Linked DNA regions of Homo sapiens: region 2 is linked to region 1. A link is an interaction called in ENCODE POLR2A ChIA-PET data of the cell type or tissue named here. Cell type or tissue: B cell. All regions are shown on one strand. Each heading gives the region's core, and the rest is flanking DNA. Links, peaks and the distances in the headings are about the cores only. Region 1 has its middle 15 kb from the start of ARID1B. Region 2 overlaps ARID1B (AT-rich interaction domain 1B).

Region 1 (2,919 bases), core at 105-2,604:
GGCAATGACTTCAGAACATCACTTGCTGGAGCCATATTTTTTCAAGACACATGCCAGTCACTCTGCTCGTCTGAACATACTGCAAGGGTGGTCTCTGCAGGAGGGAGAACGTGAGGCGACCACCCTCCTATGCCAGTACTCTGCTCTCGTAGTTAGGGAACCCCAAGCCCACAGGGCCTCCCCAGGAGCCCTACTTCTGAAATGTGGAATTTTGCCCTGGGACATTATAGAAGAAAAGTTCTCTGCTCCACGTAGCAAGAGTCAAAGAACTAGAAACAGCCATCATGGATTGCTTTAATGATTTCCAGATATCAACATGGGGAAAATTTCTAGACAACATGGGGGAAATAAAAGTTGTACAATGCAGAGCACATATATAATTTTTAAATGGCATGCAAAAAGGCTGTGTGGCCACCCTACAGACTTGAGATTTATTTATTTTATTTTATTTTATTTTATTTTATTTTATTTTATCTTTTGAGACAGAGTCTAGCTGTGTCACCCAGGCTGGAGTGTAGTGGCTCAATCTCAGCTCACTGCAACCTCCACCTCCCGGGTTCAAGAGATTCTGCTGTCTCAGCCTCTCAAGTAGCTGGGACTACAGGCACATGCCACTGCACCCAGCTAATTTTGCATTTTTAGTAAAGACAGGGTGTCACCATGTTGGCCAGGCTGGTCTCGAACTCCTGGCCTCAGATGGTCCGCCTGCCTCGGCCTCCCAAATTGCTGGGATTACAGGCATGAGCCACCGTGCCCAGCCTTGGGATTTTTTTAAAAAAATAACTAAAACCCCTGTTGAAAATGCTTTTTCTCTATACTGCCAAAGAGCTCAGACTATTACAATTATTAGATATAGACATTAGATATTTCCTTGCACTACAGAGAAATAAAGTTATTAGCATGATGGGTCTAAAAATAGGCTATTTGTAGCTGAGTTGTGATGTATTTTCTAGATACTTTGTTTTAATTTCTAACTTTGTTAACTCAAGTATAAGATGCTATATGTTATATGCTTCTTGGCATTACATTATTCGGTCAGGATCTGATTTAATTTCTTTTATAATAAACAAATAAATCTAAAAATATTTTATTTATCATCTCCAGCAAGTTCCCCTACGCTGGCTCCGGGACCAATAGTCAGCTAACGGGGCTTCATTAGGGTGACATGCAGTGAATTTCCAAAGCTATGTCTAGATGCTTTGAGAATGGACACCCGTTCTCCTTTGCCACTGCTCCTCCAGTTCTGTGCTGTACCTTCAGCCAAGGCCCAGTCTTCACTTTGTCCAACAGTTTTGCTAACCACATCCTTGTCTTGTTTCTTAGGATTGAGCCCCAGCCACTGAATCCTGCCTACTCTATTCTCCTGAGCCTGGGGCTCTTCTTTGCTTTTGCCACAATGTCTATTTTATCCTTCCACCTCCGTTGGGACTGGGATCTGGTCCTTCAACTCTTGGTTCATTGCTGTCATCTTGTTACCTGCTGAAAACTGTATATGATGCTGCCAGCCTGCCTGGATTGCCAAATATCAGCTCCCTGCTTATTGAACACGCCCTGACGCCTACTGCTTGCATTGACAGTTCACATTAGTCAAGTGCTCGCGGTGTGACAGGGCACAGTGCCATGGGCTCTGCATTTGTGACCTCATATGATCTTCCTAAGGATCCTATGAGGTAGATAATATCTCTGTTTTACAGGTAAGCATACTGGAAAATGTGAAGTAAAAGAATTTGTATCAGGTTGCTGGGTGCGGTGGCTCACGCCTGTAATCCCAGCACTTTGGGAGGCCGAGGCAGGCAGATCACCTGAGGTCAGGAGTTCGAGACCAGCCTGCCCAACGTGGTGAAACCCCGTCTCTACCAAAAAAAAAATACAAAAAATTAGCCGGGCGTGGTGGCGGGCACCTGTAATCCCAGCTACTCAGGAGGCTGAGGCAGGAGAATTGCTTGAACCTGGGAGGCGGAGGTTGTGGTGAGCTGAGATCATGCCACTGTACTCCAGCCTGGGCGACAAGAAACTCCATCCCCCGCCGCCCCCTCCAAAAAAAAAAGAATTTGTGTCAGGTTATACAACCAGTAAAGGGAGAATCTGAGATTGGAGGAGTCTCAAGCTGGTTCCCATTCTGGGGAAGCCCTGCGGCCGCAGTCTACAGGTCCCGGGTGAAGCCTGCGCTGAGGCATCTCTCACCATGGCCTGGGCTGAATTTGGTGCTGTCGTTTTGTCCCCAACTCAATAGATGGGTCCAATTCGAGGGTCACATACTGCCAGGCTGTTCTGTCATAATTGGCTCTTACATTTTTGACTCACACCACAGCATATCTAGGACTACCAATAATTAATAATGGGAAATGCTAGGTATGAAGAACAGATATAAAAATGTATTTATATTTGGTAAAACTTTATTAGATTTTATTCTTCCCTCCCTTCCTTCCTTTCTCACTTCCTCCCTCCCTTCCTTCCTTTTTTCCTTCTTCCTTCCCTCCCTTCCTTCCCCCTTCCCTTCCCTTCCCTTCCCTCCTTCCTTTCTTCCTTCCTCCTTTCTTCTTTCCTTCTGTATAAGAGAAACTTTTGTGTTTTTTTTTTTTTTTTTTTTTTTTTTTGTTGTTGTTGTTTGAGACGGAGTCTCACTTTGTCGCCCAGGCTGGAGTGCAGTGGCACCATCTCGGCTCATTGCAAGCTCCGCCTCCCGGGTTCACGCCATTCTCCTGCCTCAGCCTCCGGAGTAGCTGGGACTACAGGCGCCCGCCACCATGCCCAGCTAATTTTTTGTATTTTTAGTAGAGACGGGGTTTCACCGTATTAGCCGGGATGGTCTGGATCTCCTGACCTGGTGATCCGCCTGCCTCGGCCTCCCAAAGTGCTGGGATTACAGGTGTGAGCCACCACGCCTGGCAAGAGAAACTTTTAAAATGTCTTCTAAGA
Region 2 (2,919 bases), core at 269-2,768, 140 kb before region 1:
ATTGTACTGGGTCTCGAATCCTAGCTGTTGTTTTAACATGTTTTGCTTCAAATCATAAACTCTCTTTAGAATTCTCTAGTAAGTCATACGGAAAGGGACTCCAACAAACCCAAGAAAATATGTAAGAAACCAGCCAAACTGATTAAAATTAAGCTCCGTAAATTTATTTATTTTGCTTAATATCCACGATCTATTCAAGCCACAAAAGAAGTCCTTTAAAGAGGAAAAAGTCGATGCTACATGTGTTCACCTTCTCTTTGCCACCTCCACCACACAAAAGAGAAGGAAGGAAGTATTAAAATGGAAAATTATATTTTGATGTTTATGATTGGATGTGCTACGAACATTTTATCTGGATTCAGAGTAAGAGTCCCTCACTCACTACTTCTTTTCATGTCACTCATGAGTGACAGTCTCTAAAACATAAGGAAACTGAATCATTTTATCAAATAACATATATACTATTTTTCCACAAATTCTGTAAGCTGAAATATATAACCCAGTAACCTAAAGGAGTATTTAATGAGACTAATTTAAACTAGAAACTGCTTGATATATTTAAAGTACATGATTCCAATTAGTATTTTAATATACTGCAACTGAAGTGAATATCTACTTATAAGCTAGTTTAAATAGAATAACACAGTCAAAGGCAACAATGTTTTCACAAAGTAGCACTTACCATTAAAACAAAACAAAACAAAGGTCAAGATAAAAATACCATGCACGTGCCAACTAGAAGGATTAAATGATTGATAAAATCCTTCTCCTGAATAAGCCTTAACAAAGTGGCAGAGTGCTTTCTTGAAAGGTTCAGAACACAAATGACAGGGAACAAGCAATGACTGACACTTTCTGCTGCCACTAACCAGTAATGCAAGCAGCTATTAAACCAGTCATTCTTCTCACCCTCCAATCTCAAAAGGGGAAAAGACGGAGGGAGAGATGGAGTTAGATTAGGTTACAGTTATGCATTTTCTCAAAACTAATTTTTTTTCCACCAGAACATAATTTTTAATAAAGGACAGGAAGATGATTCAGAGCCGGGTCTGCCTTGGTGGAGAAAACAGGGCCCTGCGGGGCAGTGCACTGTGCTCACCTGCTGCGGCTGGTACCTCTGCTGGGACTGGGACGGCAGATACTGCGCCTGGGGTGGGAGGTGCGGGGGCTGCGGCTGCTGGCTGTAATATGGCTGTTGGCCCTGCTGGCAGTAACCACTCACACCTTGCTGTCCATACTGAGGTGGCATCTGTCAAAAAGTCAAGCAAAGCAAATGAGAAAGTCAAAATGTGCAATTAAATGAAATCAAATATGGTTTCAATTCAGCAACATGAAGGGGGTTCTCTGCTAAGCAACTAAACTCAATATTTCTAATCCTCTCTTCCTTAAACAAATCGACACGCTGCTTTCTATTCACATACTATAAATGAAGTCAAAAGGCAATCTGCTTTGCCTTTAAAAACCATCATATTCTATCAGATAGAAACTATTGATAATATCATAAAGGTGGAGAGGGGAGGAAGTGCTAAATACTGAGACTAAAAAATAGCCTCTACTAAGAAAGAGAAGCATGATATGAAATCCATTCCCACACAACAGTGAAAAAGTGAACTCAAACAGTCCAAATTAACTCACTAATACTTTACAGAAGGCCTGTGGTTTGGGTGCTTTCTTGTGTATGTTTGTTTCTAAGTTCAGAATGAAAAAGTCAGAATATACCAACGGCATTTACAGCACATATATACCAGTTAAATTATCAATTTTATTTACTATTTTTGCTAAGGATGGCATTTTCTTAGTTGATAAAACAGGTAACAATGTAAAGCAAGGTGTACTACAGTGCAAATACCAGAGGTATAGACAAAAATGGCCTCAATCAATCTTCTCCATCTCTAATTTACATCAGCCTAAAAATGCCTGAAAGCATTGTTTACAGGAAAATCCTTCCTCATGCAATAAATATACCATGGATAGTATTTTTGAATATTTTCTTAATGAGAAATCTATTGCCTTTTTCTGTAATTTCAAGAGAGAGCAGGAAAGGAAAAGAAAAACAAGATATCAGGACAGCAAAAAGCACTCTAGAGACAAGAATGGCAAAGTCATTTTGTTTCATACCACAATATGGTCCACTGGAGAACTTCAAGAACTTGAGCCCCATAAGCACACACACTTAAGAAATTAATGAGTGCCAGATACACACTTAAAACCCAAATCCACTATAGAAATACTGAATGAGGAAAAAGATGAAATGGTAAAAGATGAAAAGAGTAAAACATTTAGCCTCTAAGAAAAATCAGCACAGTAATTCCTAACATATACAATGGGGTAAAAGGGGAAAAAATGAAAAAGTTAAAGTTCCTATATTTCTTTCAATCCAATCCAGATTATTTTCAAGATCTACCAAAGAGGATGAGATTAAATGTGACCATAACGGCTCACAATGCCTCTCATCACACAGAGCCTAAGTTGTTGGAGCAGAAAAGTCTGCATTGCAAGCCATTTAACAGCACAGTTGAATTTTTTGCTTTTATTTATTTTACAGCTTGATATCTCATAATGAATGTTATGTCCCTGCCATAAGCCAAGCCAACGAATTTCCATAAAATACAACTCCACATGCTAGAATACCATATACCACTACAACACACATCCTTCCGTTCAACACCCATATGTTTGATTTGATATCTAATACTATATTTCACACAAGCATCTTTGCAGTTTGATTTAAAGCAGTTAGGATAACACTTCTGCCAGTGTTAAAATGACTGTAAAGCTCAGTCAACACAGCCAGCAACTCCCCTATGAATTGCGCTTTAATATGTTGACTTTCTGGTTACAGAAGCCCTCACACACAATATGGAAGTGTTGTTTGGGGAGGGGGCGCTGTTTTCTAAGCAACACAACAACAGGACAGAT

The links. Peaks named below come from ENCODE experiments on the same cell type or tissue, not always from the same donor. Only the 100,000 strongest peaks of a DNase experiment are listed, where the experiment ranks them.
Region 2: POLR2A ChIA-PET joins it to region 1 with 5 read pairs; 5 of 35 experiments call an interaction of 5 or more read pairs at or near these places.

Annotation. Positions count from the first base shown.
Region 1 is chr6:156,761,391-156,764,309 of GRCh38, reverse strand. No RefSeq gene overlaps it. Among named protein-coding and RNA genes, the nearest start is that of ARID1B, 15 kb to the left of the region's middle. In B cell, for the core only: no CTCF peak of the experiment used is centred there; no DNase peak of the experiment used is centred there.
Region 2 is chr6:156,899,706-156,902,624 of GRCh38, reverse strand. It overlaps ARID1B (AT-rich interaction domain 1B), which reads right to left. Exons shown (of 20, transcript NM_001374828.1): 3 at 1,100-1,249. Among named protein-coding and RNA genes, the nearest start is that of MIR4466, 120 kb to the right of the region's middle. In B cell, for the core only: no CTCF peak of the experiment used is centred there; no DNase peak of the experiment used is centred there; H3K27ac peaks cover 906 bases.